2 separate regions of the Homo sapiens genome follow, and region 2 is linked to region 1. A link is a loop called in an ENCODE intact Hi-C map of the cell type or tissue named here. Cell type or tissue: A673. All regions are shown on one strand. Links, peaks and the distances in the headings refer to the core of each region. The heading gives the core; the rest is flanking DNA. Region 1 overlaps EIPR1 (EARP complex and GARP complex interacting protein 1). Region 2 overlaps LOC107985840 (a long non-coding RNA gene).

The links. Peaks named below come from ENCODE experiments on the same cell type or tissue, not always from the same donor. Only the 100,000 strongest peaks of a DNase experiment are listed, where the experiment ranks them.
Region 2: it touches region 1 in a loop (17-fold over the local background); 9 of 110 quality-filtered maps call a loop at or near these places.

The regions. Positions count from the first base shown.
Region 1 is chr2:3,294,680-3,310,326 of GRCh38, reverse strand. The region is part of intron 3 of EIPR1 (EARP complex and GARP complex interacting protein 1); the gene reads left to right. Among named protein-coding and RNA genes, the nearest start is that of EIPR1, 75 kb to the left of the region's middle. RefSeq lists a silencer at 3,497-3,667. In A673, for the core only: a CTCF peak has its summit at 6,534 (motif pointing right); a DNase peak (open chromatin) is centred at 6,566; H3K4me3 peaks cover 411 bases; H3K27ac peaks cover 1,112 bases.
Region 2 is chr2:3,170,443-3,186,089 of GRCh38, reverse strand. It overlaps LOC107985840 (a long non-coding RNA gene), which reads left to right. Exons shown (of 4, transcript XR_001739257.1): 2 at 1-67. Among named protein-coding and RNA genes, the nearest start is that of LINC01250, 52 kb to the right of the region's middle. RefSeq lists enhancers at 4,763-5,518, 5,519-6,276, 7,035-7,792. In A673, for the core only: a CTCF peak has its summit at 6,636 (motif pointing left); a DNase peak (open chromatin) is centred at 6,629.

The sequences.
Region 1 (15,647 bases), core at 3,158-11,157:
TTCTCTCCCTAAGAAAAATATTAAAAAGGAAGATTTTTATAATACCCTTAGTATCTATTTCCTGTTGTTTGGAAACCATTTGTCGTCTTCAGAACGGATAGCTATTTGCTGTAGTCAATCTTGGGTGACTGTGGAAACATTGTTTTCTGACCTTGGCGCTGAACCAAGCATGCACTCCTAATATATAAACAACTTTCCAGCTCCTTTTTCTCTAACAGAGTGTGGTGACCTTGCCGTGGGCACATAACCTCAGGGGCTGTTCTTGCTTGTGTGGGGTAGTGGCTGTGTTCTGGTGTCTGCAGTGGGGAGACGCGAATATTCCAGTTTGGAGCAGCGCAGGGAGCGTCCCTGCCCTGTGCGTACACGGGCACTGCCAGAGCCTGCACACCTGTGCGTACACAGGGGCGCTGCCAGAGCCTGCAGGGAGAATCCTACCCACACCACCGTCTCTTTCCTAACCCCCAGCTCTGCTGCCTCTCTCCCACATGATTACCTCCTTTGAACAGGTAGTAAGGGGGGTGTTAGAACAGAAGGAGGTGTGGACCGGTCTCTTCAACCTTCACTCCCATCGGGAAGCATCTGTCGTTTTGGGGTCTCAAGTCAGTGACCCTGGTCCTGGTCGAGCGCCGGCCATTTTCATGCCCTCCACTCCCACCTCCCTCGCCCACTGTTTTTCCTTTCCCGGGATGCTCTGGGTTTTGGGAGGTGGGATTTTTTGTAGACTGCATAGGCCGTATGGAGCTGGGTTGTGTGTTTATGTGCGTGTGTTTATTCCCTCTGCCAATCTCTGTCTTGTCATTGGTATACTGAGACTACTGACCTCTAAATTATTGATCTCTTAGGGCTTAACTCCGCCATGTTGTTATTTGTTTTCTGTTCTCTTTGTTTCTCATCGTTCTGTTTCTCTTTCACCTTCCTGAGTTATGTGAACGTTTTTTAATACTCCATTTTGATTTAGTTACAGTGTTTTTGAATATACAACTCTGTAGAGGTGCTTTGATGCTTGCTCTAGATATTACAATATACGTATGTCACTTACCAAACCCACAGTTATTGGCATTTTCCTACCTCGAGAGGAATAGAGGAGCCCCACTTCCATCGAGGCCATCTCTGCCCTCCCACTTTAAGAATATAATTGTCTTAAGTGTTTTCTCTCTGTACATTGACCATCAGATGTGGTGGTGTAATTTTTTCGCCAACCATCAAATATGGTTTAAGAAGCTCACGAGGAGAAAGATGTCTACTGTATTTACTGGTTTTTGCCCATTCGTTGTTCTTTTCTTTCAGAAGTTCTAAGCCTTTTTTCATTATAATTTCTTTCCGTTTGAAAAATTTTCTTTATCCATCCTTTGAGGGTAGGTCTGCTTGTGGCAAACTTCCTTAGTTTTCCTCCTTTTGAAAATATCTTTATTTCCCTTTCATTCCTAAGGATACTTGCAGTGAATATAAACTTCAAGGTTGACAATTCTTTGAAAAATGGAAATATTTGAAAAATATTGTTCTGCTTTGTTCTGGTCTCTGGTTTCGGGTGAGAACTTGGTGATCCAGTTTGAATGAAGAGCAGAGGCTGCTTTCAATTTTCGTTCTTGTCTTTAGTTTTCAGAAGTCTAATCGTGCCATGTCTTGGAATAGCTTTCTTGGGGTGTATGCTACTTGAGATTTTCTCAGGCTCTTGAATCTGTAGGCAACGTCCTTCACCAAATTCGAGGACTCTCTGTCCATTATTCCCACAAATGCTTTTCAACCTCACTTTCTCCTCTCTGGAGACTGAGGCCATCTGCTATTGTCCCGCATTCCTGAGGCTGTTCATTTTTTTTTCCGTCTATTTTCTCTCTGGTCTGGTGTTCAAATTGGACATTTCCTGTTGTTCTGTCTTTAAATGTTTTCTCTGCCATATTTATTGTGCTGCTATTGAACTCATCCATTTGGTTCTTTTTTATATCTTTCATCTCTTTGTTGAAATTTTCTGAGTTTTTCCCTTTATTTGTTTCAAGAGAAGAGTCCCTCATGGAAGCATCTTTATGGCGGCTGCTTTAAGATCATCCTGTCCATTGACTGTCTTTTCTCATTCAAATTTTGATTTCCTGGTTCATGGGAAACTCTGGGTCATATTTCAGTCACCCTGTTTAGGTTTGGGGACTGGGTCCTGGCCTTCTTCCACGGGCTGTGTTTCCAGTGGCAGCTGTCAGAGCCCCACAGTCTGTGCAAGTGGGCCTCATTCTCTGAGGCCTCCGTGGCCACACACGGCCGACAGCGTCGGCCAGCGCTGGAATGTTCTTCCTGGGGCTGGTGTGGCTCTGTTGTGTGTGGGAGACGCCGAGAGCATTCCCAGGCCTGTTCTTTTTTTAATTGATATAGCATAGAGGTACATATTTTGGAGGTACATGTGATATTTTGATACATGTATACAATGGGTCATGATCAAATAGGATCATTTGGGATAACCAAATGGCTAACATATCTTTCCTTTGTGTTGGGAACATTACAATTCTCTTCTGCTATTCTGAAATATACAGTAAAGTTTTGTTAACTCTAATTTTCCTACTATACTATCAAATACTAGAACTTATTCCTTCCATATAACTATGTTTATACCATTCACCAGCTTCTCTTCATCCCTGCCTCACTTCTTTTCCCAGCCTCTGGTAACGGGCAGTCTACTCTCTCCCTCCAGGAGAAGTGCGTTTTAGCTGGCACATGAGCGAGAGTGGGGATGCCGTCTTTCCGTGCCCGGGCTGCTCCTGAGGCTGTGCGCAGGTAGTGGGCAGGGCGGGGCTCTTGTTTCCTGGCTGCCTGGTGCTGCTCCTGCAGAAGTGGGGCTGCTGGTTCTATTGCACAGAGACAGTCTCCATAGGCCTGCTTTCTGGGGCCCCAGCATGGTAGGGCTCCTGCATGAACACTGTGCCACTGAGGAAGGGAGGCACCCACCCCAATGCCCTCTACCTCTGGCTTGGGGCCGGGAGACATTAGGGCAGGAGCCGCTGGGTCCGGGGAGACACTGGCAGGAGCTGCTGGGTGAGGGCTGGGAGGGGCTGTCTGGAGTTTTTGACACATATTGGAATTTGGGCTGGGCACAGTGGCTCACACCTGTAATCCCAGCACTTTGGGAGGCTGAGGTAGGCGGATCATTTGAGGTCAGGAGTTTGAGACCAGCCTGTCCAACATGGTAGAACCCCATCTCTACTAAAATACAAAAATTAGCAGGGTGTGGTGGCAGGCGCCTGTAATCCCATCTACTCAGGAGGCTGAGACAGGAGAATCACTTGAACCCAGGAGGGGGAGGTTGCAGTGAGCCCGGATCACGCCACTCCAGCCTGGGCAATAGAGCAAGACTCCCTCCAAAAAAATAAATAAATTAAAAAAAAAATAAAAAGATTGGAGTTTGAAACCGTATATTTATGTACATCCTAAATAGCAAATATAGGAAAAGGAGTTCTCTTTTTTGACTCTATAACTATACAGTACAGTTGACTTTGAACAACATGGGTTTGGACTGGGGGGGTCCACTTACGCATGGATTTTCTTCTGCCTCTGCTGCCCCTGAGGCAGCAAGACCAACACCTCCTCTTCCTCCTCCTCAGTCTGCTCAGTGTGAAGACGACAGGATGAAGAGCTTTATGATGATCCCACTTCCACTTAATGAATAGTCAATATATTTTCTCTTCCTTATGATCTTCCTAAAAATGTTTTCTTTTCTCTAGCTACTTAATTATAACAATATAGTCTGTAATACATTTGTCATACAAAATATGTTAATCTACTATTTATGTTAGTACAGCTTCTGGGCAACAGTGGGCTATTAGTAGTTAAGTTTTTGGGGAGCCAAAAGTTACACACAGATTTTTCAGTTGTGTTGGGGTTTGGTGCCCCTAAACTGTGTGTTGTTTATGGCCCAACCGTAATTTCATAAAGAAAACCAAACTTCTTATGACAAAAAGTAATATATGATATCACCAAAAACGAGTGACCAGGGAATAAGTTAAAGAATCTTAGATAATGAATTCTGCATAAAACACTAACCTGGGAAACAGAAGGGGGGAAAAGAGAACAAATCCAACCAAATATCCATAGAAACCCAGAATGTGGGAAAGGTGTGTACAGCGCTGTTCAGAGGAGCCAAGGGAAGGGGCGGGGCGGGACCCAGGCCACCGCTAGCATGACGAAATGATGACTTCGGGCCTCTGTCCCTCAGGCTGAATGCGTCTGCGCTGGGTGCCCATGCAGCTCACCCCAGTTTCGTTTTTGTGTCTGTCAATAAGTTCAGCACAGTATTGTTTGTAAAAGGCGTGGCTTTACATTGTAGTGGGCTCAGACCCAAGTGACTGCCTCGGAACTCAGTAGAAAGGGGGGAAGCAGCGATTTGAAATTTTCAGGTCATAGAATTGGCGTGATGATGGTAATATGTAACAAGGAGTCATCTTGTAGGAAAATACAGAATAAATAGGAAAGAAAGGAGAACAGAGCCTATGAACCGCCTGGGAGGAGGTGAGAATTTATCAGAAATGGATATGACAGACACTTAGAAGACTGTCTGGATATAGACATAAATGAAAGGGGTGAGTTGAAACTGTCAGATCACTTTCAGCCTGGCTGTGGGAGAGATTGTGGCGGTGTCGTCAATGGTGAGGGCCTTTCTGGAGGGCGGGCAGGTCCCCCTTTGTCTGTCTTTCCCCGTCTCCTGCACCTGCTCCTCCCCAGGGTTGTCAGGTCTGTGAAGGTGGCCCCAGTCCGTTACTCAATGGGGGCACAGGACAGGAGTGGAGGGCTGAACTGGACGGCAGTGGAGGGTTGAACTGGATGGGAGTGGAGGGTTGAACTGGACAGGAGTGGAGGGCTGAACTGACGGGAGTGGAGGGTTGAACTGGACGGGATTGGAGGGCTGAACAGGACGGGAGTGGAAGGTTGAACTAGATGGGATTGGAGGGTTGAACTGGACGGGAGTGGAGGGCTGAACTGATGGGACTGGAGGGCTGAACGGGATGGAAGTGGAGGGCTGAACTGGACGGGAGTGGAGGGTTGAACTGGACGGGACTGGAGGGCTGAACTGGACGGGAGTGGAGGGCTGAACTGTACGGGAGTGGAAGGTTGAACTGGACGGGATTGGAGGGCTGAACAGGACGGGAGTGGAAGGTTGAACTGGATGGGATTGGAGGGTTGAACTGGACGGGAGTGGAGGGCTGAACTGATGGGACTGGAGGGCTGAACTGGACGGGAGTGGAGGGCTGAACTGGTTGGGAGTGGAGGGTTGAACTGGACGGGAGTGGAGGGTTGAACTGGACGGGAGTGGAGGGTTGAACTGGACAGGAGTGGAGGGTTGAACTGGACGGGAGTGGAGGGTTGAACTGGACGGGAGTGGAGAGTTGAACTGGACGGGATTGGAGGGCTGAACTGGACGGGACTGGAGGGTTGAACTGGACGGGATTGGAGGGTTGAACTGGACGGGAATGGAGGGCTGAACTGGATGGCAGTGGAGGGCTGAACTGGACGGGACTGGAGGGCTGAACTGGACGGGAGTGGAGGGCTGAATTGGACGGGACTGGATGGCTGAACTGGACGGGACTGGAGGGCTGAACTGGACAGGAGTGGAGGGCTGAATTGGACGGGACTGAAGGGCTGAATTGGACGGGAGTGGAGGGTTGAACAGGACGGGAGTGGAGGGCTGAACTGGACGGGACTGGAGGGCTGAACTGGACGGGAGTGGAGGGCTGAATTGGACGGGAGTGGAAGGTTGAACTGGACGGGATTGGAGGGCTGAACAGGACGGGAGTGGAAGGTTGAACTGGATGGGATTGGAGGGTTGAACTGGACGGGAGTGGAGGGCTGAACTGATGGGACTGGAGGGCTGAACTGGACGGGAGTGGAGGGCTGAATTGGACGGGACTGAAGGGCTGAATTGGACGGGAGTGGAGGGTTGAACAGGACGGGAGTGGAGGGCTGAACTGCAGGTGTCAGGATCACATAGTCTTGGTTGCTGGATGTGGAGCAGAACCATGTCTTCTGATGAGGTTGCCTGGGTGATTCTGAGAAACGCTGGGAACCCTGGACACTTTGTTCCTCAGCCCTGGCCATCTCAACTCCGATCTCGCCAGACCACCTCCCCGCGCACAGCACGCTGTTCCCTGGATCTCTGCAGCCTTGCGTGGCGCTCCGTGGGGTCTTGGGAAGATCATCTCTGTGGCTTCACCGCTGCCTGTCCGCGTGCCTGGGCGTTTCCAGCCCTTCAGATGGATCCTTTCTGTGTGAACTTGGTGACCGTGTCTGTCTTCCTACATCAGAGTCAGCAAATCACACAGTGGGGATTTTGTAACAGGAAATCTTTTCAAACCATGCAACAAGTACTGTAAATCGGAGATTTGAGTGATAGGGTTTTATGAGAATCTTCATTATTCAACCCAAATTATATGACTGTATAAGATTTTTAACAGTCTTCCTTTGACAGCGATTGACTCTTTGGGGTTATACTCTGTCTGTTATGGCTGGTCAGCCTGCTGTGATTCCCGGTCCTCCCAGCACCCGATGGATCCCGCCGTCTGCCAGCAGAGGGCGAAGCTTCCCGGGCGCAGAGGCCGCACCGTATCACGTGTCGTCTATTGTGTTCACGGTGCCGGGAAACACTCAGAAGTCAGGTTGCCGGCGTCTGGCGGGTTTGTGGCTGCTCCTTATCTTTGGAGTAGTCTTCCTGTGCTTGGGGAAATTTCCTAGGTTATTAGTCGCATTTCCCAATATGAAAATAAGAAATCTATTTTCCAGTTTCGCTGTGACCCGACTCTGCTGGCCTGAGCATTTGGGTGAGACTGATTCAGACGTGGCAGCGTGAGGGGACAGTGGGGGCTGCCACTGCTGCTGTGAGTGGCGGTCGAGGTGGCAGCAGTGCCGGTGACTTCCAGGTGGTGGTCGGTCCCTGGCACGCAGCAGCCTAAGGCAGCAGCAGAGCTGTGGGGTGGCTTCCTTTGTGCTGGATGGGGGCCGCAGAGACTCCCCTGCTGGGCCATGGCCCTGGTGAGGCTCCGAGCTTGGCCCCCAGAGGCTCCCCTTAGCCTGGCCCTCGGCATGGCTGGTGAGAGTGAGCTGCCTGGCACCCCTCCCCTTCCACCCAGCCCCTCACGTTGATCTCCTTTTCTGCTTAATCAGCCGGAGCCAGCTTTTGTGAATTGCAACTAAAAGTGCAGCAAATACACGTGACGTTGGGCTGTGTAAGTCCCCAGGCTGGGGATGGTTACATAGGTGGACACAAGGGCACTGGCTGTCACCACAACTGAGTGCAGCTGTGAGCCAGCGCCACTGTCACTTTTCAGCGGTCTTCATATTTAATCTCCACAACTCTTGAGTCACAATTTCAGTTTTACAGATGAAAAAAACGGAGTCAGATTTCGTGTCCCTGCTGTGGCTGCCCAGGCCCTCCCTCCTGCTGACCTTGGCCCTGGAGCTTCTGCCCTTTTCCTCTGTTCTGTTCTCAGTATTGATCCCTCTCTGCTGCATGCCAGACGCCCTGCTGGAGCGCCCCGAGCTCAGCCATGCAGACACGGCTGGCCTGGCCTTTGGGAGCCTGTCGTCTGATGGGAAGACAGACACAAAGCAAGCAGTTCACCCAGAGTGACAGTGACAAGGTGGCGGGGGTTCCAGGATGCAGGGAGGGCTGTGGATCCGCAGCGGGCCTGGGCTTCTGGCAATGGCCACTGCAATGGGGCACAACCTCTGGTTCCGCGACGTCACGTCACTGCCATCGCTGTCTTCATCCGGCCTGTCGCCATCCACCAACTGCACTCAGGATCAGCTTGCTAAAGCCCAGCAGCAGAAGGAGAAGCAGCCAACAGAAAAGAACTGGGAGGCAAAGAAAGGAGAGTGTGGTGCTGGGAGGATGAGACAGCATGAGAAAGCCAAGGACCTGGATTTCAGAAGAGGGATTGTCTTCTAATTGCTTGAAACCGCAGTTTGCCACTCACCACACGTTTTATTTAAATTTAAATTTTAATTAATTGTTAACATTTAAATTTTTTGTAGAGACAGGGTCTTGCTGTGCTGCCCAGGCTTCACCAGAACCACAGAATATCAGGCGGTGACTCTGATCCTGTGATTCATTAGACATTGGCCCAGAGGCACCCTCGTTAAACTCAAAGCTGATTGAGTTTAGGAAATCAGGGGTTTTCTTTTTGCTGTATGCCGGAAAGTTTTCAGGTGGCTGGATCTGGAACCCCAAGTCGCTGAGGGAGTATTCTATACACAGGTTTCTTGAATTCAGTTCCACTCTGGAGATTTTCCCACTGCTGGCGTGGCCTCAGGAGCCCTGTAAAAGAGTCCTGTGAGCTTCTGCTTTATCGCATCTGGCAGTCTCTCCGCCTTCAGAGCCCTCATGGTGGTCCTGTCAAATCCTAACTGATGCGCTGCTCCGCCTTCTGGCCTCCTGACCCTTGTTTTAGAAGTGAGAAGCCCAGATGTGAGTTCTAAATTTGTTTTTATTCCCACGTGTTCCTGATAGAAACACCTACCACATCTAACACCTAAGACATTTTAAATGGTGGGTTTGAGTATCCACAGGTATCAAAGATGACTAACCATCCCTTGCCACTTGTCACTTTATTTTTATCCTACTGTGTTATTTTATCACCTTGAGACTGTATTTAATCAGTCTCTGAAATGAAAATAAGAGGTTTGAGGTGTCAAACAAATATTATAAGACCAGAAACACTTTTCTCGTTTGGTTTTGTTTTTAACACAGTTCAGGTATGTTTGGCCACCATTGTGGGTACCTGAGTAAGAACTAATTACTCAATAATGAGCCTGGCCCACTTGGAAGAAGAAAGAGCATTGTCTGACTTAGTGACCTGGCCTGGGAGACTCCTCAGTGTTCAGATGGCTGTCCCCTGGCAGGCACAGGGAGTGAAGGCCAGTTCTCCTTGGAGCATTCTCTAACTTAGTGACCTGGCCTGGGAGACTCCTCAGTGTTCAGATGGCTGTCCCCTGGCAGGCACAGGGAGTGAAGGCCAGTTCTCCTTGGAGTCCCCGGGACCTGCCTCCATGCTTGTTGTTGTGAAGGGGTCAGAAAGAAGATGTGTGTTTGTTGCCGTCTACTGCATCTCACTTGGAACTGAGTCACTCATCCCGGAAGCTGCATCTGAAAAGCAAGGCTCATTGCGGAATCTCATGCAGACACAGAGGAACTTGCGTGCCCGTGATGCTGACCTCTGCTTGTCCAAAGAAACTGTCATTTCCCAAAACATTTTTGGAACTTTTCTTTCAGAAATGCTCTAAAAGTCAGCTTCAGTGCCATCTGAGAAAATCTCTCTGCTGTGTTTTTGTAGGATACTTTTTGGCTCCTGATAATTTAGCCCTATGAATCATCTTTTTCATTCATCAGGCTGGCCTCTGAGATTTTTGACTATTTTGAGAACTGTACCCTGAAAAACAAGATTTCTCCTAATGAAGAACACACAGAAGCCTGTGCTGTTGGAATTGGCACTGTCCGGAGTTCACAGGTTCACTCGCTCACTCGCTGTTTATAACCCATGACATATATACTCTCTTGTAGAAAACATGCCTGGGCGACAGCTGGTTTACAAACGCTTTTGGACCATTAGGTATTTGTATGATTGGGACATCGGGACTTCCCAGCATCATCCAGAAATAAGTGCATTGTGTGTACCTTCTTGTTTTTGTTTTTGGTTGATTCTTTTTTTTTTTCATGGAAATGGTATTGGCAAGAAGGCTGTTTGATAGGGTATTAGCGCGAAAGCCCATTTGACCCTGAAGTACAGCCTTGAGAAACGGACACATTGGAGAGGCTGTGAGGCAAGGATGTGGCCGTGGACATGCAGGTGGCATTGAGGCGAGACTGCTGGGAGCCCAGTCCAGGCTTTTTAGGGAGCAATGATGAAGGCACTGTAAGAGCAGAGGAGGGGTGCTTGCATCCTGAAGCTGAGGCACTGACGAGAAGGAGAGGGGGCGGGCCTGTGTAAAGGCATTTAGATAGACCTGTGCTGGAAAGACCAGAAGCCAGCCATTCATATGTAATCACTGTCTAGGTACAAAGGAGAGTACATGTGTTACAGGGGAAACTGTCGTTTTAATGGACCAAATAGAATTTTGGAGTTTTGACATCTTAAAACTAGTTTTCCATAATATAGGACATTCATTTTGCAATTGTGAAAACTGGGAGGTTAAAAGTCTTGTTTGGGATTTCACAGGGTTGAATTATATGAAATTGCTGAAATTTGACCCTTTTTGACCTATAAGAATGGCAGTTTCATATGGTTCAAACTATTGATTTAGTGATCCAGCCACAGCTGTCTGCACTGGAGTTTGCGCTTTGCCAGGCCAGGCTGCATACCTCACTGGGGAATCTTAGGGTCCCTGTCAAGAGGCACCTTGGAGACCAAATAGTGTGACTCTTGCGTCATAAATTTGCTGAGTCTGGGCTCTGAGCACTTGAGTGACTGGCCCAGGATCACTCGACTGTGAGTGGTGGTGCCGAGACTGGGAACGAGATCCTTTTCACTCACTGCCTAGAGAACCAAGCTTTCTACAGACTGTCAAGAGAGGGAATGCAGCTTGGTGAATGACATCTTAGGGACGTATAAGATTGCATGTAAACTGCCAGGTTGTCTGTCTTCCGTGATTTGGCAAAACCTAAGAAGAGCTTACATAGCTTACACGTATGGCCATAACTCAAAGTGTGTGTGTGTGTGTGTGTGTGTGTGTGTGTGTGAGAGAGAGAGAGAGAGAGAGAAAATATTTTCCTTTCTGAAATTTAAAACATACAAATGGGAATTTCAGCAGGCTATAGTGTCAAAGTCAATAGTATGATTTGCCCATTAAAACAAAAAGCCAATCTAATCCAAGGACTCTCTTTTCCTAAGAGAAGGAGATATTCGTAACAAGGCCGCGCCCAGTCAGATCACATCCATGTGGCATCCAGCTCTCAGAATGCCATCAGCAGAGCCCCAAGCAGAGTCGCTGGGACAATGAGCTGACCCAGGGCCGAGCACTGCAGGACAAGGGGCCAGGACAGTGAGCTGACCCAGGGCCGAGCACGGCAGGACGGGGGGCCAGGACAATGAGCTGACCCAGGGCGGAGCACTCCAGGACAGGGGGCAGTCCATGGAGGCTCACGCGGGAGGCCCTGTGGAGAGACAGACACAGCGACATTCTCAGCAACAGCTAGGACTTGTGATGAATCTTGGCTTCCTGAAGTCCAGAACTCACCCTGGTCATCTCATTACTTTTGAAAAATGAGAACCCCCATTTTAAATGTTTGAGGCTTTTTGGCCTCATTAATAGTGCTATGGTGGGGCTTTCCTGTATCTGTGGGGCTGTTAAGCGGGAGAGGACTGGACCTTCTCTTTCTGATCCCAGGGCAAAGATCTGAGCGCAGTGAGCAGGAGCGGGGTAGGTAAGGGAGAAGTTAACACCGAGTCAGACGATGTCCCCTGGAAGGCTGGGCTTGACGTCTGCAGCTGTCCCAGAGCTGTACGTGTCTTCTCCCAGGAAGCATTTGTGCCGACACTGGAATGCCTTCTTATGGGGGGTGAGTCTTCTGACAGTGGTTGGATAGAGTGTGGTTGGGGGTTCCTTCCCTCATGGAGAGCCCGAGCACCTTAGAGAACACGGCCCCTCTTTGGCTGCTGTCAATCCTTGTGTGGAGCATTTCTGAATACTGAGTGAGCTCTTGGTATAGGAGATCAAGAACCCACGACATCTTCTCGGGGGAGGACACCGGAATTTGCTTGTTGAGATCTGAGGACACTCAGCCAGGGGAGGATCATTATTACAGAACCAATTTACCAACACCATCGAGATCGTAAGATCCTAGATACTATCAGGATGACTTTGGAGGCCATAACTCCCTTCTGATTAATTTTATCTCTTTCAAGGGCATGACGACAGACAAGATGGGTCCAGGGGAAGCAATAGATGTAATCTGACACTAGCAAGACTTGGATTCTCTCCCACACAACCCAGCCATCAATAAAACGGCAGTATCTAGGCCAGACCAGTGGCTTTCAAATCTTGTTTTAAAGCTACCGAACCCATTTTCACAAGTGACAAGGAACCCCAATATATAAGCCTGTAATAGACATATAAATAAAACCCCGGTATGTGAAACGGGTAAGAGTGGGGCTGCAGTGGCAGAAGGAGTGGGCCGCACGAATCTCAAGCCTTTCTCTGCTAACAAGCATCTGTTAAGGGAATGAAGGGAAAATACAATAAATAGAGCAGGAAATGTATAGCATTATCCATGAGTCCCAACTGTCTGAGATGGCAGATCTTTTGGTGATGACCCCCTCTCTGACCCATAGGCTCAAAAGTGCCTGGCACATAGTAGGCACTGAGAAAGTATTTGTTGAATGTAGTGAATGAGCAAATGAACAAAGGGTTTCTCCTAAATCTCCTTAAAAAGCAAGACAAAGCTGAACCCGGGAGGCAGATCTTGCAGTGAGCTGAGATGGAGCCACTGCACTCCAGCCTGGATGACAGAACGAGACTCCATCTCAAACAAACGAACAAAAAAAGAAGCAAGACAAAGCTTTTCATGGTCTAGGAGAGGGGCCAGGAAACCACAGCCACAGCTAATTCTGGCCCACTACCTGGTTTTGTGAATAAAGTTTTATTGGCACCCAGACACACTCGCTTATTTCTGTAATGTCTGTGGCTGATTTTGCTCTACAGAGTAACTGCGATAAAGACTGTGTGGCCTGCAAAGCCAAAAATATTTATGACCTGGCCCTTTACAGAAAAAGTTTGCCGTCCCTTGGACTAGAATGCAAGGGAGAACCTGGCTGTTTCCCCTGGGCATGAGGCTGAACTGGGAGGTAGAACCTCGTAGCTCAACTCTTCTGAAACTGGTTGAACTCCGTTGTAGAAGGGACTTTGAAAATCTGCTCATCTACAGCCCTTATTTAACTGTTAGGGCAAATGCCCACCATCTGCTGAGCCCTGTGCTTACCACTTGCCTCACCAGCGGTGTAAGATGTGAATGGCTGTCTCTGCATGCTGCAGGTGAGGCAGGTGTGGCTGAAACACTCACTTCATGCCACTCAGCCTTCTTTTATACTCCACTGAAACATCAGCCTTTCCTCGCCCCCACCCTCTTTATTCCGTAGTCGGATTCCATCGATGCTGTTTTCACAGTGTCCCACACGCCTCTTTCTTTTGTGGTCACCAGATACATGCTGAGCTCCTAGCATGTGCCACACTGTCCCAAATGCTGGAGCCACAGACACAATTAAGCCCACCTAATCCCTGCCACCCAGGAGCTCATGGACAAAAGGAAGTGATTCTGGTACAGAGAGAAACTGCCACCACCTGCCTGCCGGATGGGTGCCGGGAGAAGTAGATGGCTTCCAGGCTAGGCAGGAGAACAAGATTAGCTCTTAATTGGAAACCCCTAAGGAAACAAGTCAGAGACTCGGAGAGACTTGGTCCTAGACAGCTGAGGTTGAAGAAAGGTCAGAGCCCTGGTTTCACCTGTGAGGACAAAGATGCCCAGAGCTGGATGGGCAGTGTGTGGGTGCAGAGAGGACAGGCTGGATGGACAGTGTGTGTGCAGAGAGGGAACAATCTGTGTGTGTAGAGAGGATAGGCTGGATGGAGGGTGTGTGTGTGTAGGGAGGATGGGCTGGATGGATTCTGTAGGCAGAGAGAGGACGGGCTGGATGGAGGGTGTGTGTGTAGACGGGATGGGCTGGATGGAGGTGTGTATGTGTGTAGAGAGGATGGGCTGGATGGAGGGTGTATGTGTAGAGAGGATGGGCTGGATGGAGTGTGTGTGTGTATACAGAGGATGGACTGGATGGAGGGTGTGTGTGTAGAGAGGATGGGCTGGTTGGAGGGTGTGTGTGGAGAGGATGGGTTGGATGGAGGGTGTGTGTGTGGAGAGAGGATGGGCTGGATGGAGGGTGTGTGTTTGCAGAGGGGGTGAGCTGGATGGAGGGTGTGTGTGTGCAGAGAGAGGATGGGCTGGATGGAGGGTGTGTGTGTGTAGAGAGAGAACGGGCTGGATGGAGGGTGTGTGTGTGTAGAGAGGATGGGCTGGATGGAGGGTGTCTGTGTGTGGTGAGGATGGGCTGGATGGAGGGTGTCTGTGTGTGGTGAGGATGGGCTGGATGGAGGGTGTCTGTGTAGAGAGGATGGGCTGGATGGAGGGTGTATGTGTGCAGGGAGAGGAGGGGCTGGATGGAGGGTGTGTGTGTGCAGAGAGGATGGGCTGGATGGAGGGTGTGTGTGTAGAGAGGATGGGCTGGATGGAGGGTGTGTGTGCAGAGAGAGGAGGGCTGCATGGAGGGTGTGTGTGAGTAGAGAGGATGGGCTGGATGGAGGGTGTGTAGAGAGAGGATGGGCTGGATGGAGGGTGTGTGTGCAGAGAGAGGATGGGCTGGATGGAGGGTGTGTGTGTGCAAGGAGAGGATGGGCTGGATGGAGGGTGTGTAAAGAGAGAATGGGCTGGATGGAGGGTGTGTGCAGAGAGAGGATGGGCTGGATGGAGGGTGTGTGTGTGCAGGGAGAGGATGGGCTGGATGGAGGGCGTGTTTGTAGAGAGGATGGGCTGGATGGAGGGTGTGTGTGCAGAGAGAGGACGGGCTGGATGGAGGGTGTGTGTATGTAGAGAGGATGGGCTTGATGGAGGGTGTGCAGAGAGAGGAGGGCTGCATGGAGGGTGTGTGTGAGTAGAGAGGACGGGCTGGATGGAGGGTGTGTGTATGTAGAGAGGATGGGCTTGATGGAGGGTGTGCAGAGAGAGGAGGGCTGGATGGAGGGTGTGTGTGTGGAGAGAGGATGGGCTGGATGGAGGGTGTGTGTGGAGAGACGATGGGCTGGATGGAGGGTGTATGTGTGCAGAGAGGATGGGCTGGATGGAGGGTGTGTAGAGAGAGGATGGGCTGGATGGAGGGTGTGTGTGTGCAGAGAGGATGGGCTGGATGGAGGGTGTGTGTGTAGAGAGGATAGCCTGGATGGAGGGTGTGTAGAGAGAGGATGGGCTGGATGGAAGGTGTGTGTGTGTAGAGAGGATGGGCTGGATGGAGGGTGTGTGTGGAGAGAGGACGGGCTGGATGGAGGGTGTGTGTGGAGAGAGGACGGGCTGGATGGAGGGTGTATGTGTGGAGAGAGGACGGGCTGGATGGAGGGTGTGTGTGTGTAGAGAGGACAAGCTATATGGAGGGTGTGTGTGTGTAGAAAGGACATGCCGGATGGAGGTTGTGCATGGAGAGAGGATGGGCTGGATGGAGGGTGTATGTGTGGAAAGAGGATGGGCTGGATGGAGGTGTGTGTGGAGAGAGAATGGCCTGGATGGAGGGTGTATGTGTGCAGAGAGTATGGGCTGGATGGAGGGTGTGTGTGTGTGTGTGTAGAGAGGATGGGCTGGATGGAGGGTGTGTGTGTGTGTGTAGAGAGGATGGGCTGGATGGCGGGTGTGTGTGCAGGGAGAGAATGGGCTGGATGGAGGGCATGTGTATAGAGAGAGGTTGGCTGGATGGAGGGTATGTGGAGAGAGGATGGGCTGGATGGAGGGTGTGTGGAGAGAGGATGGGCTGGATGGAGGGTGTGTATGTAGAGAGAGGATGGGCTGGATGGAAGGCATGTGTATAGAGAGAGGATGGCTGGATGGAGGGTGTGTGTAGAGAGGATGGGCTGGATGGAGGGTGTGTGTAGAG
Region 2 (15,647 bases), core at 3,020-11,019, 120 kb after region 1:
TGGATGGCAGGAGCGGCGTGGACAGCAGGAGCAGCATGAACTGCAGGAGCGGCACGGGATAAGAGAGGTAGGAAGCTGGGAGCGGGAGGGGCTGTGTAAAGGAAACAACAGGAGGAGTAGCCCCCCAGGGCCTGTGACCACAAGGAGCTTTCTATTTCTTTCTTTTTTTTTTTTTTTATTGAGACGGAGTTTTGCTCTGTCGCCCAGGCTGGAGTGCAGTGGCGCAATTTTGGCTCACTGCAACCTCCGCCTCCCAGGTTCAAGCAATTCTCCTGCCTCAGCCTCCAGAGTAGCTGGGATTACAGGCATGCGCCACCACACCGGGCTAATTTTTGTAGAGATGGGGTTTCACCTTGTTGGCCAGGCTGGTCTCAAACTCCTGACCTCAGGTGATCTGCCCACCTCAGCCTCCCAAAAGTGCTGGGATTACAGACGTGAGCCACCGCGCCCGGCTGAGGATCTCTCTCTTTAAGAAGGAGAAATATCTGTGTTTCTGAATGCGGATAGACTAGTCCAGTGGAGAAGCACAGAGGGGGGAGAAGGGATATCCTGGAATAGGAAGGCGAGGGTGTGATCTGGTGAGCAACTCCAGATGAACAGGGTGAGAGGTTCCGTTAGAGAAAGCGAGTGTGCCCCAGGACAGCACCACGTGGGACCCAATGCCATCATCAGTGCGGCCATCGTCAGTGTGGCCATCGCCAGTGCGGCCATTGCCAGTGCGGCCATCATCAGTGTGGCCACGGTTTGGGCGTCATCAACAGTACTTCTATTTGTAAAATGCACACACATTCAAACACAGGACATAGTTTTATCTTAAGGACCCCTTGTAAACAGAGCAAGCATCCCCCTTCTGAGGATTTTGAAACAGGCTAGGGGCACCTTGCCCGGCTCTGTCCACCGACCGGGGCATAGGCCATGTCCCCTTCATGCAAGTCTCTCAGGCTCTGCCTCCAGCAATTCTTACCCATAGGCAGCCCAGTGACCTCTAGGTGACTGGTTGGACAGCTGGAACAGTTAGGATGCAGCCATGCAGAGACTTTGGGGTTCATCACCAGCATCCTTTGTTGCCCATGCCATTTTCAGAGCTAAGCCTGCATCCCTGTGCGTGGGGTGGTGGAGGGGCTGCACTGGACACCCCTGCGCGTGGGATGGTGGAGGGGCTGCACTGGACACCCCTGCGCGTGGTGTGGTGGAGGGGCTGCACTGGACACCCCTGCGCGTGGGGTGGTGGAGGGGCTGCACTGGACACCCCTGCGCGTGGGGTGGTGGAGGGGCTGCACTGGACACCCCTGCGCGTGGGGTGGTGGAGGGGCTGCACTGGACACCCCTGCGCGTGGGGTGGTGGAGGGGCTGCACTGGACACCCCTGCGCGTGGGGTGGTGGAGGGGCTGCACTGGACACCCCTGCGCGTGGGGTGGTGGAGGGGCTGCACTGGACACCCCTGCGCGTGGGGTGGTGGAGGGGCTGTGCTGGACAAGCCTCCTGTATAGATGGGGTTCTTCCCTCCTTTACACAGAAGCTGTGTTGAAGGTGATGGGATTACATGTGGACCTTCTTTACCAGGACCTGGGGGGCTGGGAATATGGGGAAAGAAGTCAGCCTCGACCCGTCCTCCTGGCCCCTCTGTGCAGTGTCAGGTGCTGTGCGGTGTCGCCTGTGGCTGTGGACGGCAGCGTCAGTGCCAGAAAAGATGAATGTCATCCATGGTGTGCCCTGGCCGGGGCCTGACTTACCTCGGCACGTGTCCAGCTGCACAAAGCAGGGTCATTAGTAACCCACTTTCCCCGCAGGCGCCTCTGCAGCATGGGCCTGGCAGGGCTAAACTGAGAATCCAGGAGCTGTGTGAGATTGGGAGCAATGGGAGATTTTGGATTTAACACTTTTCAGGAGCCCCTTCTGGTGTGGGCTGCCCAGTGAGTTGGCGCTGCTCTTAAATGGCCGGGCTGTGGCTCTCCATTCCTGCTCTCTGCCTGGCCGGGTGATGGGAGGGAGGGTTGGCGCTAATTGAGAATCATCTTCTGACACCAGCAGGCGAAGCCCTGCCAACCCACAGCAAGCATCACGCAGCATCCTCAGGGTGTCCTGGTGAAGCCCTGCCAACCCACAGCAAGCATCACGCAGCATCCTCAGGGTGTCCTGGAGCTGGAGCCGGAAGTCCCCCTCCCCACACCCGGGGCACATGCTGCATACTGCAGGGACACACTGTGTGGGCTGCACCTGCCCCATAATGTGTGTGGCTCGTTCAGAAGAGCTGTGGCTGCTTCCTCTGGGATGTGAAAAGCTGCGGTGTTGGGGGCAGGGTGTGAGAGCACTGGATGGGCTCCTAGGGGTGTCACCAATGACATGAGGACAGCCCTTGTTAGTGGGAACTCCAGAGGGCCAGCTTTAGTTCAACAACAAGGACCCCAGACAAAGGTCTTGGGGGACGGAGTTGGGAGGAGCAGGCCTTCAGCAGGGCGGGTGAGCCTGCTGGTGTTCTCCCTGAGACACTGTGCTAGGCCCTGCAAAGGCATCTCCTGTAGCCAGGGAGGCAGAGACTGAAGACACCAGAAATGGGGGGTGGGGGATCAGAGGAGGGAAGGAAGGGGTGAGGGACAGAAGGCAGAGACCAGGTCAAAGATTTGTGGGCCCCTGAGGACCTCAGGGCTAGAGAAAGTGGGTGCCAGGCAGGGGACAGTCAGGCTGGGTTGGATAGGTGGGTGGGTAGAAGGGTGGATGGACAGATTGGGTGGGTGAGTGGATAGTGGATGGGTGGGTACAGGTGGGTGGATGGGTTGATGGATGAATGGATGTGTGGATGGATTGGTGAATGGGTGGGTAGATGGGTGAGTGGGTGGATGGCGGGCGGGTGGGTGGGGGGTAGGTGATGAATAGTGGATGGGTGAGTGGATGGGTGGATGGACAGTTACGTGGATGGTGCATGGGTGGCTGGATGGGTGGGTGAATGAATAGTGGGTCAGTGGATGGGTGGGTAGATGGATAGGTAGGTGAGTGGGTGGATGGATGCATAGGTGGGTGGATGGATACCTGGGTGGGTGGATGGTGAGTGGATGAGGGTGAGGGGTGGGTGGGTAGGTGGATGGGTGTGTAGATGGATGGGTGGTTGGATGGGGTGAGTGGGTGGGTGGTGGTTGGATGGGGGTGGATAGGTGAGTGGGTGGCTGGATGGGTGGATGGATGATGGGTGGGTGAGTAGGTGGATGGATAGGTATGTAGGTGGGTGTGTGGTTGGATGGGGTAAGTGGGTGGGTGGTTGGAAGGGGATGGATGGGTGGGTGGGCAAGTGGATGGGACAGTGGTTCGTATCTTAAAACACTAGTAGGCGTCATTGGGTCTGGTAATCTTACCCCTAAAGGCTGAATGAGGAGATGCCGAGTTTGGAACATTTCTAGAATTGGGTCCTCACTTTCAGTAAATAACCCAAAGCTCTTAGTCTATCTCAAGATAAAGTGCTTGATGGAGAGACGAAAGGATAATTGAAATACTGCCTTGTATATTTGTATGAAATATGTGAAAAATGAAAGTTCTTAATTCCTTTGAGACATTGAAAGCCATAAGCTGGGTCATTTAAAAGCAAGATCCCCTAAATAGAGATGGATTAAAATGGAACTTCCAAAGGTATTCTGTGCTACCAGTGAATTCAATGTGACTATTTTGCAAATAGAAAGCAGTACATAGAAGGCCATTTCCTAAGAATCAAGAAAAATGGCTCCGTAACTGACTGCACCCCTCCGTTGACAGGTTTTGTCTTTTTGACTTCTCCTGATACTCACTTTTCTAATGTAAGATAACCTTAAAAACATGTCCCATGCACCAGTAGAGTGGCCGAGCTTCCAGAACAATGCAGGGGCTCGGAGCCTATCACAGATGCCCCAGCAGTTACACCGTCATGCGCTTTATGGTCTCAGGAAGTGACGATGAGGATTGTGATTGACTAGTGTTTACTGAGCCTTGCTGATTGGATTTCTGCATGGCTTATTGAAGAGGCACTAAAAATCACATAGGGAACAGCCTGCGAGTTTCTGGTTTGAAATGCTGCCTTATGTGTAATAGCAGTTAATGAGGGTTTATTAAATCAATCAATCAACTAACCATCAATCACGGTCCTCTGACCCAGCCTGGCTTTTCATGGACATCCCCGCATCTCTGTCATAGCTGACATTCTGATCAAACAGATGAGCGACCTTTCCTAACGACGCGTCAGATCACCTTTGTCTAGATTGGCTCTTCTTTGCAAATCCTTTGGAAGTCCTCCTCCACCTGGTGAAATTCTGCTCATTCTTGAAAGCCAGCTCCAGTGTCATAGCCTTGGGGCCTTTCCCTGTGTCTCCTCCTTCCCTTACTGTGTCCTGGAATCCAGCCCCCGGGCTGCCTGATGGAGGAAGGAGCCCCATTTCCTGGTTTACATGGGCTTCCATGTCAGTGCTGGAATACTGGAGAGCATCCCCGTGTCAGGAACGCTGGAATAGCGCTGAGCGTCCCTGTGTTGGGAACGCTGGAATAGCGGTGAGCGTTACTGAGAAGTGAGTGTTCCCGTGTCGGGAACACTGGAATACTAGTGAGTGTTCCCATGTCGGCGCTTGAATAGTGAGCGTCCCCATATCGGTGCCCCTTGTCCGTGCTGGAATAGTGACCGTCACTGTGTCAGTGACCCGTGTCCGTGCTGGAATAGTGAGCATCCCTGTGTCAGTGCTGGAATAGTGTGCATTCCCCTGTCAGTGCCCCTTGTCGGTGCTGGAATAGTAAACGTCCCCGTGTTGGTGCTGGAAGGGTGAACGTCCCCGTGTCGGTGCTGGAATAGTGAACGTCCCCGTATTAGCGCTGGAATAGTGAGCATCCCTGTATCGGTGCTGCAATAGTGAGCGTCCTCATGTTGGTGCCCCGTATCGGTGCTGGAACAGTGAGCGTCCCCGTGTCGGTGCCCCGTGTCGGTGCTGGAATAGTGAGCGTCCCCGTGTCGGTGCTGGAATAGTGAGCGTCCCCGTGTCGGTGCCCCGTGTCGGTGCTGGAATAGTGAGTGTCCCCGTGTCGGTGCTGGAATAGTGAGCGACCCCGTGTCGGTGCTGGAATAGTGAGCGTCCCCATGTCGGTGCCCCGTGTCGGTGCTGGAATAGTGAGCGTCCCCATGTCGGTGCCCCTTGTCGGTGCTGCAATAGTGAGCGTCCCCGTGTCGGTGCTGGTAGAGTGGGCGTCCCCGTATCGGTGCCCCTTGTCAGTGCTGGAATAGTGAGCATCCCCATGTCGGTGCCCCTTGTCGGTGCTGGAATAGTGAGCGTCCCCGTGTCGGTGCTGGAATAGTGATCGTCCCCGTGTCGGTGCTGAAATAGTGAACGTCCCCGTGTCGGTGCTGGAATAGTGATCGTCCCCGTGTCGGTGCTGAAATAGTGAACGTCCCCGTGTCGGTGCTGGAATAGTGAGTGTCCCCGTGTCGGTGCCCCTTGTCGGTGCTGGAATAGTGAGCGTCCCCGTGTCGGTGCCCCTTGTCGGTGCTGAAATAGCGAGCGTCCCCACGTCGGTGCTGGAATAGTGAGCATCCCCGTGTCGGTGCTGGAATAGTGAGCGTCCCCATGTCGGTGCTGGAATTGTGAACATCCCCGTGTTGGTGCCCCTTGTCGGTGCTGCAATAGTGAGCGTCCCCACGTCGGTGCTGGAATAGTGAGCGTCCCCGTGTCGGTGCTGGAATAGTGAGCGAGTGGGCTCACTCCTTCTCCCACCCTGTGCGTGGTCACAAGAATAATTTTCCTTAAAATCAAAACGTGTGGAGATGCTTGCCCACCCTTGGCTCCTGCACTTGCAGGTCAAGTCCCACCTGTTGCAGCCTTGTGTTGAGGCACTCAACAGACCCTGCTTCCTGGGTGTTTCCCTTCACACTCCTCCAGATCAGGCACCCATGGCCTGTCTCCGGGCTCCAGACACTCCCTGCAGCTTCCACTTCTCACATCTTACGAGGCTTGCCCCGACTTATATTGAGTTGACGTGGAAAGGAATTGATAAATGTGCAGTCCTAGACCTGACTGTGATCCGGAGCAATCCAATACATGTTTATTGAGCTGCTACTTTGTCCAGCATGGTCCTCCGGGGAAGGAGGAAGAGACAGGGAGGGCGTGGTCCACGGGGTGCATCTCTGGGAGCTCCCTCCCTGCGGTCTCTGCCTCCTACCTGAAAGCCCACAGGGCTGGGCTGGGAGTGTGAGGCGGCCCCATGAAGGGGCTGATTTCTGGTGAGGGGGACACACGGGCTAATCCCAGCCAAGGGGCCGTGGCGGCTCCGTGCCCCCTGTGTTGGGAAGGGCAGGAGCCCAATCCCTCAGTGTAGGTCAGACTCTGTAGGCTGCTCTGAGAAGGGTGGAGGTGGAAAGGGAGAGCAGGAAGGGGCAGTGCAGGGGTGGCCCCAGGCCCCAGTTAGGCAGCCCCCAGGGCATCGGGCATCAGCCCCAGAGCTTCAAGCTTGGTGTAAGTTGGTCGTCTTCACCTATTTCTATAAATTCATTAAGAGGAAAGCGTAACGATGTCTTTCTGAATGATGGACACTTTGCAGATTACAAAGGGTTTTCGAGAACGCTTTGCTTTTGATAGTAGCATCGAATACAATTCCTGCAGATACAGGAGCGCAAGTTTGGCAGGTGGCGCCCTCCTGAGGCCTCACGGCTCCCTGTGGGTTCGGGTTCGCCTCTTCCCTCCCTCGTTCCTGAGTCGGTTTCTGGGCTCTTCCACTGCATAGACGTCCCTGAAGTGGCCACCTGGCTGCCAGGGCCCCTGTCCCGCCTTCAGCAGGGAGCGTGTTCCAGCTCCAGCTGTTGTCAACAGGGCCCACGAGATCATGGCCCAGTGTCTGCCCACCCAGCTACCTGCGTTGGGCAGTAGCTGGCTGTGCAGTAAGCAGCTCTCACCCTCTCTCTGTGGGCACTGTACTACGGGCACAGCACCCACCCACCCACTCAGTCCCTCCATGCCAGATGGGAGGTCTGGGGAGCCCCTCCCACAAACATGTACCCTGCCTAGAGGCCTGGGACGGGGAGGAAACGCATTGCCAATAACCTCTAAGCTCACAGAGGCCAGCCTGGGACAGAAACATGCAGCTCAGTATGGGGCATCTGCCAGCACAAGTGGGCGGTGAAGAGAGGATGGCTCCCCTGAATCCTGGAGGGGTGGGGGCGCCAGCCAGGCAGGGAGCTGGGTGGGCACGGGAGGGCACGGGTGTCTGAGTGGTGGGACTGCAACAGCAAGAATCTGGCCTGGATTTTAGGCTGTGCTGGGCCTGCACGTGGAGGAAGAGCCGGCCCTGCCGGCTCTGAGGCTGCCTCTGCCCCTAGCAAGGGTAAGGGAGACTCTCAGGGCAGCCTACCAGTGGCCCTGGGGCCATCCTTAGCTTCCCAGGAATGGGTGGCCACAGAACCCTGAGCTGCTCCCACCTGGCAGCAGGAGAGGGTGGGGAATGAGGGCCAGTGGTGTGCAGCAGGCCTGGTCAGGGAGCAGCCCTCAAGGGTGCTACTGGTAGGGTCCACCTGCCTCCCAGTGGTCTTTGAGATGCACCTCTGCAGGCTTCTCCTCAACACTCCTTATCCAGCATGTCAGCCCCACAAAGGAAGGCCTGGGGACCTCTGTCCATTGCTGGGTCCTCAGGGCTTGGCACAGTGCCCTGCACAGAGTCGAAGTGCGGTCACACTTGCTGATGAACCAGCCTGGCCAACCCCCTGGAGCCGCATGGTTCAGGGCTCACAGCTGGGGGCCCTCCAGCGGCGCCATCACATGACAGACCTCAGACTGCTGTGTGCCCTCCCACCCTCCTGATGTGGCACCCATGGACCAGCGGGGTCTTCAGGCAGCCTATGCCCAAGGGGGCTCACCCGGCCCCACAGGCCTTTCCACTGGGCAGCTTCCTTTTCTGCTTTTTTTTTTTTTTTTTTTTTTTGGAATAAGAAGCAGGGTCTTTATCATCATCACCAGTAACAGACTCTAAACCTAGAGGAAAGCATTCAAGAGGTTTTCCTGCTCAGCTGCTGGTTTATTTTAAACTGTCGGAGTTGATAGCCCAATCCACTTTTTGATGTAACTATGATGGTTTTAGAAGATTTAGACATGATTTTTTTTACAGCGTGAAAAAGAAAAATAGAACTGAATATATGATAATGATGAATCCTTCGACTTTTGTGTCTGCAATGGCTTCTAGGCATGAGTTACTGCATAATAATTCATGCCCTGTTGTGTCTTACTGCTTAATAAGCGTGTGGAAAATGGTGATGTTGGAATTGCCTTTCTGTTGTCATTTTGGTGCTGCTGAAATTGTGCTTGTGTGGTAGTTGAGGGGAGAGCTAAGGGCCCTGACTGATGAAGCCATCAAGGGCACCCTCAGGAGAAGCCATTCACAGGCCACCTACCAGAGGCCGGGAAAAATGAAAAGATCTGTCGGCATCAACTTCTCCCCCGAGAAACCACGGGATTTCCTACTAATACGGCCGCCAGCTTCTCTCTCTTCAGGTATCTCAGCCACAGAGACGCTGATTCAGTCCTGGACACGAGTCTGAAGTTGACATTGCATCTTAGGTGGAAACAGCCATTTGCATTTGCGTGGGTGTGGATTTGCTTGCACCCGAGGCCTCCATCACAGGGCATATGGCTCGTGACGTCCAGCTCAAAAATGGCAGGGAATCCTTAGGGCCGCTGGTCCCATGTGGCGGGCCCTGGTGCCTTCCTTTATCATAGTTTCGGGCCACGACTCACCTTCTCACTAGACCGTGAGCTCGTGGGGCTCAGACCCCAAATGCTCTCACCTCAGAACCCACCAGCAAAGGCCTGTGGTTGAGCCAGTCACTGTGAGCCAGAGTGGGATCAAAGCAGGTGTGCAAGGAGTGTCCGCGTTAGTAGCGCAGTCTGCACAGTTTCACTAGTGGGGAATCTTTATTCTGAGAAGTTAATCCAATATGTGTTTTCTAAGCAGCTCAGGGCAAGGACCGTGGTCCAGGTGTTTCTCCCACCACAGTGACGCCTCTGATGCGCACTCGGGCATCGCGAGAATGCTTCGCGAACACGCGCACCCGGCCACTGACCCGTCGCACAGCGAGCCCCAGTCTACGCTGCAGGAAAATGGCACTTGGGGAGGGAAGAAGCCCCGTGGCCAGGAGCAGCCTGGGCCATGTGTGTTACACGCAGCAATAGACGGGTGCTCCCGCCCCTCTCTCTGTCCTCCACTTTCCGGCCAGGAGACGTGGGTCGAGTCCCTTCTCCCCTCTGGGCCTTCCTGTGCAGCTCAGGGAGGCTGACCTGTGACTGCCAGGCTCTTTCAGGTCTGGGCAGTTCCTGTGCCCCAGGGCCAGGCATTCAGGCCCATCAGGCCCTGTCCTCTTCCCAGGGCAGAGCCAGTTCTGTCTGCAGGCTCCCTGGGAAGAGCGCTGGGAGTCAGGGTTAGTGAGGACAGGGCACAAGCTGAACCCTGAGGGCCGCTGGAGGCCACAGAGTCCTGTCCACACCGTGACTGTGACCAGGGCCCATCCACGGATTTCCTTTGTTCTGGTGGGCAGGCCACAGAAACTGGCTCTGGCAGCCAGCGGAGCTGCAGAGTGATCAGGCGACTGCTATCGAAGGCGGTTCCGCTGCCACCACTGCCCTGGGGACCCTCTCAAGGCCTGGGGACCCCTCAGCCTGCATGGGAGGCTGGCTCACTGGTGCGGCCAAAAGCGACCTTGTTTTGTCTTTAGCCGGCTGCTTGTGCTCATGTATTTATACACAGGAGAAAGTTCAGTTGGCTGCGGGAGAAGTTCATTTTGTTTAATTTTTAATCAGAGACCACTGCAGAGTGGCACTCGACAAATTCTAGTGCAGAGGATGGCTCATTGCATGGGGCTCCTAAGCTCACCGACAGAGCCCTGGGCCGCCGCCTGACCCTCCCAGCTGGAGTCAGGCCAGACTCCAGCGACAATTCCGGCATGCTCCACACAGCCCGCCTCCTGCTTCCCCACCTTGGGAGCACCTCACACGAGTGTCCTCGGTGAATCTGCATTTTTAATTCTGCCCCCGTTTTTGTTTGTTTGTTTGTTTTTGAGACGGAGTCTCGCTCTGTCGCCCAGGCTGGAGTGCAATGGTGCGATCTCAACTCGCTGCAATCTCCACCTCCTGGGTTCAAGCAATTCTCATGCCTCAGCCTTGCAAGTAGCTGGGATTACCTGCATGCACCACCACGCCCAGCTAATTTTCGTATTTTTAGTAGAGATGGCTGGTCTCAAACTCCTGACCTCAAGTGATTCACCAACCTTGGCCTCCTAAAGTGCTGGTATTACAGGCGTGAGCCACTGTGCCCAGCCCCCGCTTTAATTTTGTTTGGCTTTGTTTGTGGCATCATTTAGTGGAATGAGGTCACATGGGTTTTGCAGCCAGAGGTCCTGAGTTGGAATCATGGTTGGGCTACTTCACTACCTGGGGCAATGACCCTTCTTCTTCTGGGCAGCAGCGTCCTCATCTGTAAACAGATGGTATTAATGGGCTCCTCCTGAAGGTGCAGGTTCCATGGCAAGATGCACATAAGGTGCCTGGTGTGTGACCAGTATTCAGGCGCTGGTCCCTTCCCTCCATTTCCAAAAGCCCTTGTGTGTTCGTGCCTCCCCAGCTGACCGGAGCATCACACCTCAGGTCTTCCCTGGGCGGTGTTCTGCTCTGAATCCTTCTAAGCATGACAGAAAGTGGACTCAGCCTGCCGGGCGGGCAGATGAATTGCACGAAAGTGTCTGCCTCAGTGTCCTCCTCAAAGGCATGTAGCAGATGCCCTTGGAGTGAGGATGAGCCCTGCCACAGCCATCAGCTGTCTGTGCATCATTCTGAGCAACACCCTGCAGCCTCCCTGGAAAGCTGGTGTTCTATGGCCTCTGCAGCTTGTCTCGGCCTCGCCAGGCAGGGTGACAGAGTGACCTCCTGGCCGGGTGTGATTGTGGTACTGGTCAGCTGCCTGTGAGAGCAGGCAATCTAGCCGCCCTCTGTGGACCTGCAAGGTGACCTCCAGACACCCACGAGGAGAATGTGGTGATGTGGGGAAGGAGGGAACCCCAGGTACTGCAGAGGGAACAGACCAGCCTGGACTCCCCTGTGGATAGAGCCCCGGTGGGTGAGGCACCCTGCTTCCCCACCTGCCTCCAGCATGCAGCTGCAGAGCAGGGACCGTGTAGATCAGTGCACTGGGATGAACAGCCGGGCAGTGTGCAGACAGCGCTGCAGACCCGAGCTGGCCACGTGATGCGGGGGCGCCCGTATGCCCGAGAACTGACAGCTCTTGGAGTCTGCAGCCACACAGCAGGACCTGGTTCGCTCCTGACTTCCTGGTGCACACCCTGGGCACCTTCCCTGTGTGGAGCCCACCTGTGCTGCCCACTGCCCCCACAAAGTTCCTCCTGGGAACGACCCTCTGTAACCAGGACTCATGGGCCATCGTGGTTACAGCTGTGTGCTCGGCCCTATCACATCCCACCAGAGATCAGAGGCCCCGGGAGGCACCTGCAGTGCTGGGGTTGCAGAGCAAATGAGCTCAGAGCCGGGATTCGAGGCCGGAGCTGAAAGGCAGGGCTCAGCTGCCTCTTGTGTGTTGACATTTAGCACGATGTTTGCAGGACTGTGCGTGTCGTTGTGCCTGGGTTCATTGTGGATTTGGATTTCTACTTCATTTTTAATATATTTAATTTAAAGCAACTATCTGATTTCTGGGCTGATATTCAGCAGTCAGAGACCAAAACATGGAGAGAGGGCAATGTAGTTCATGCTTATCTTTGAATTCTTTGTGTCTAGCATGGGGCCTGGGCCATAACCTTCGCTTAGATGTTGCTAATAAGTAAATAAAAAATCAAATTCCATAAATGGTCTGCATCTTATGCAAAATAATGTAAAAGTGTTAAGAGGAGACTATCAAACAAAATGGCAACCATTAGACTTATTTTTAAAGCTTGATCTGTCCCAGTGTTTAGAGCAGAGTGGTATATGATCTGTCCAATGGGGTCGTGGTAAAGTAGTATTTGAGGCCATTCATTCAGCAAACATGTACTGGGCTTCAGATGCTCTGCTAAGTACTCAGGATAGAAAGCAAGTAAAACACGCTCTCCTGCTTGGAAGGGCCTACAGCTTAGTCCATTCATGTGAAACAGTGGAGGTGGGACGTCAGGAAAGGGCTGTCCACAATGCAGGTGCAGAATCCGAGTCCAGGGACCCCATATTCCCCCTTGAGAGGCAGCTGGACATGGGGCAGGGGTTGTGCTCCTCTTTCAAGCTGGCTTGGGCCCCATCTGAGGCAGAGGCAATGGCCTGGCAGCGTCGGGAAAGTTCAGAGGGCTGGTGCTTGTGGCCCCTGTCTCCTGCACAATTAGGATCATAGCCCTAAGTGCCACGCACAAGCCTGAGAGGAGTGAAGGGTCTCCTAACCTTCATGCCTCTACAGTCAGTCCAGACCCTCCCAAGGGGGAACTGCAGAGACCCTCTCGGGGCATCTGTAGCAAATAGAACACTTTGTCTTCACGACAGCCAAGCAAAGTTCTTCCTCCTGCTGAGAGAACAGATCCTGTGTGACCTTCACACCTTCATTATTGGAAACTGCTAATGTGTGTTCCTTTTGAAATGTGCAAGATGTTGGACGTGATAAACTGAGGGAAGATTAAGGTGAGTAACTCCTTTGTTTAAACTTTGGCTTCATGGGTAGTCTTATTAAAGGAAGGGATTTAAAGTGCTTAAAAATTCAATAGGACAAAGGGCATGTTGTGGTTCAAGAAGTGACGTATTGCCATACAGGATGCGATCTGTTCCAACGACCATAAAGCAGTCATCTGAGCTCGCTGTGGTTGGAGCCGGCCAATTATAACACCTCCTGAAGACACAGGGACGCAATCTGCACGCTCCTGCAGGTCCCTGGGACGGCTTGGCTGGCAGCTCGGACAGCTGGGCTCCTCCAGGCACTGCTGAGCCCCCTTACGTCCAGTCAAGGTCATCCTAGCCATTCCCCCGTGGCCGTCTCCCCAGCCAGTGGCTAAAGTCACCGGCAGACCAGCCATTAAAGATGGGACGCCACTTGCTTCCCTTCAACATCCTCTTGGCTTTTTGCAAAATCCTTATCTTAGACATTTCTCCTTATGCTTAAGACACGTCGTTTGGTGGGGTCCTCTCTCAGGGCGAATCCATTCAGGGCTCACAGCAAGAGGGGAGCACACAAAGGAGAAGGGCTGGATTAGGGGACAGGAGCATTGGGAGGGTGTCAAATTCTCCACCTCTGCATTGTGTGGCTTCTCTGAGTGTTTCCTCGTGGGCACTGGGAGGATGATGTTTGCTCTGGGAACCAACCAGTGTCAACATGAGAACCAAGCGCTGCTTGTTGGGCGAGGCCCGAAGAACTGGAATCTGGAGTCAGACAGGCCTGGGCTTGTGTTTCACATCTGCCACTCACTGTGGGGCCAAGGTGGCAAGGACTTACCTTCCTTGTGCTTCGGTGCCTGCATTTGTTAAGTGGGGATAACAGCATCTAATTCATTTTGATGAGGATGTTCTCAGGCTTAATGCTATAATTTATGGAACTAGTGCTTGGCCCAGTGCAGAACCTCAAGGAATGGCAGCCGCTTTTAAAGTTATTACCACGACGATAGTGTTATTATCACTCTTACTCCTACTTCCATTACCATTACTACAGCGCACGGCGCAGAAGCCCTTCAGAAAGCGCGGAGCCCCTTGCAGGTGTGAGGGCTGATTCCGGGTAACGTCCAGGCTCACCTGATGACGGCTGTAATTACCCAGAACTTGCTGCTGGTCTCTCCTGCCGGTAACTCTTGCAGAACAGCCACCAGGAGCCTTTTATATCGTGTGTCATAACACAACTCTGGGTTCTTAGGAAGTTGGGTGTGTAACGGCCCCACCCGTCACAGAAGCAGAGTGCATTTCCAGATTAAAAACGACGAGGACTCTTGCTCCTGTGCGGGCGAGCTGTGACCTGCACTTTGTAGCTGCACACACTGATGTATCTTTGTGCACATAATGACTGCTTCAGGCCAGTGTGTGCATGTGCAGATGGCACTGCCCTTCCCTTCAAGCTGTGCTGGTGGAATACCTCTCACATCCGCCCAGTGAGGCCCAAGCCTCCTCCTGTCTCAGCCTTCGTCACTCTCATCTCAGCCTTTTTCTTCCTAGTCACCTAGAGGTGTTGATGAGTTAGTGCAGTCACTCATTCACATCAACAAACATGTATCTTGGGCCTGCGGTATATAGCAGCACTGGTGATACCAGCCAGGAAATCAGCATGTAGACTGCCCGCTCCGTGGGGCACATGTGTCGGGGCCTCAGAGAGCAGGAGGAGCTTGTGTGCTTTCTGCTTGGCTGGGGAAACCAAATACAGGGACAAAGGGACAAGTCACCCAGGCATCACAATGTGCTCACACACCTGCAGATGCACCGCAAGGGTGGACACCGTGTGGGGCCTGGCCTGTGCCCAGCGCTGGGTTAGAATGTGGCATTGTCCCTGTCCTAGTGAGCTCACGCCTAGATGAGGGACGCTCTGGTGAACACACAATTTAACCTTCAGTAGAATCCAAGCAGGTAAATATCAGGTTTTAGAAGAAGAGAAAGACCACGTTTGGCAAAGAGGCACATGATGGCTTTGAAGATCTGGGAAACGTGGAGCTAGAGGTGAGTGAGGCCTGTGCTGGGATGAGAAATAGGGGTTCAGCCAAGGGGGCTCATGAGATGCAGCCAGAGGGATGGCGCCGTGGTGCACACACACGAGGATCCCCTGCCACGGTGGACACACATGGGGACCCCCTGCCACAGTGGACATGCACGAGGATCCCCTGCCACAGTGGACACACACGGGGACCCCCTGCCACAGCCCATACACAGAAGAGCCGCCTGCCGTGGTGCACTCACACAGGAATGGGATGCGAGTCAGGCAGTGATGAGTGATGGTCCCCCACGCCAGGCAGACAAGCTGAGGTGGAGCTAGGTGGCAAGAAGGATGGTGAGGGGCTCCCGTGTGTGTGCACTGTGGCAGGGGTTCCCATGTGTGCGCCGTGGCAGGCGATCCCCATGTGTGTGCGCTGTGGCAGAGGGTCCCTGCGTGTGTGCACCGTGGCAGGGGCTTCCTGCGTGTGTGCATTGTGGCAGGGGGTCCCCATGTGCGTGCCCCGTGGCAGGGGGTCCCTGCGTGTGTGCGCTGTGGCAGGGGGTCCCCGTGTGTGTGCCGTGGCAGGAGGTCCCCGTGTGTGCACCGTGGCAGGGGGTCCCTGTGTGTGTGTGCCATGGCAGAGGGTCCCCCTGTGTGCACCGTGGCAGGGGGTCCCCATGTGTGCGCCGTGGCAGAGGGTCCCCATGAGTGTGCGCCATGGCAGAGGGTCCCCGTGTGTGTGCGCCATGGCAGAGTCCCCGTGTGTGTGTGCCATGGCAGGGGGTCCCCGTGTGTGCGCCGTGGCAGAGGGTCCCCATGTGTGTGCGCCGTGGCAGGGGGTCCCTGCGTGTGTGCGCCGTGGCAGGGGGTCCCCATGTGTGCACTTCAGGGCAGCGGTTCCCCTGCATGCACACTGTGCGCTCCATGCACACAGATATGAAATTGTGGAACAGACCTCAACACCTATAACTGTGCCTGGAAAGGACAGACTAGCTTGGAAGCTGTTATAATAATTTCAGGTAAAGCGGTTTAGGCTAGAT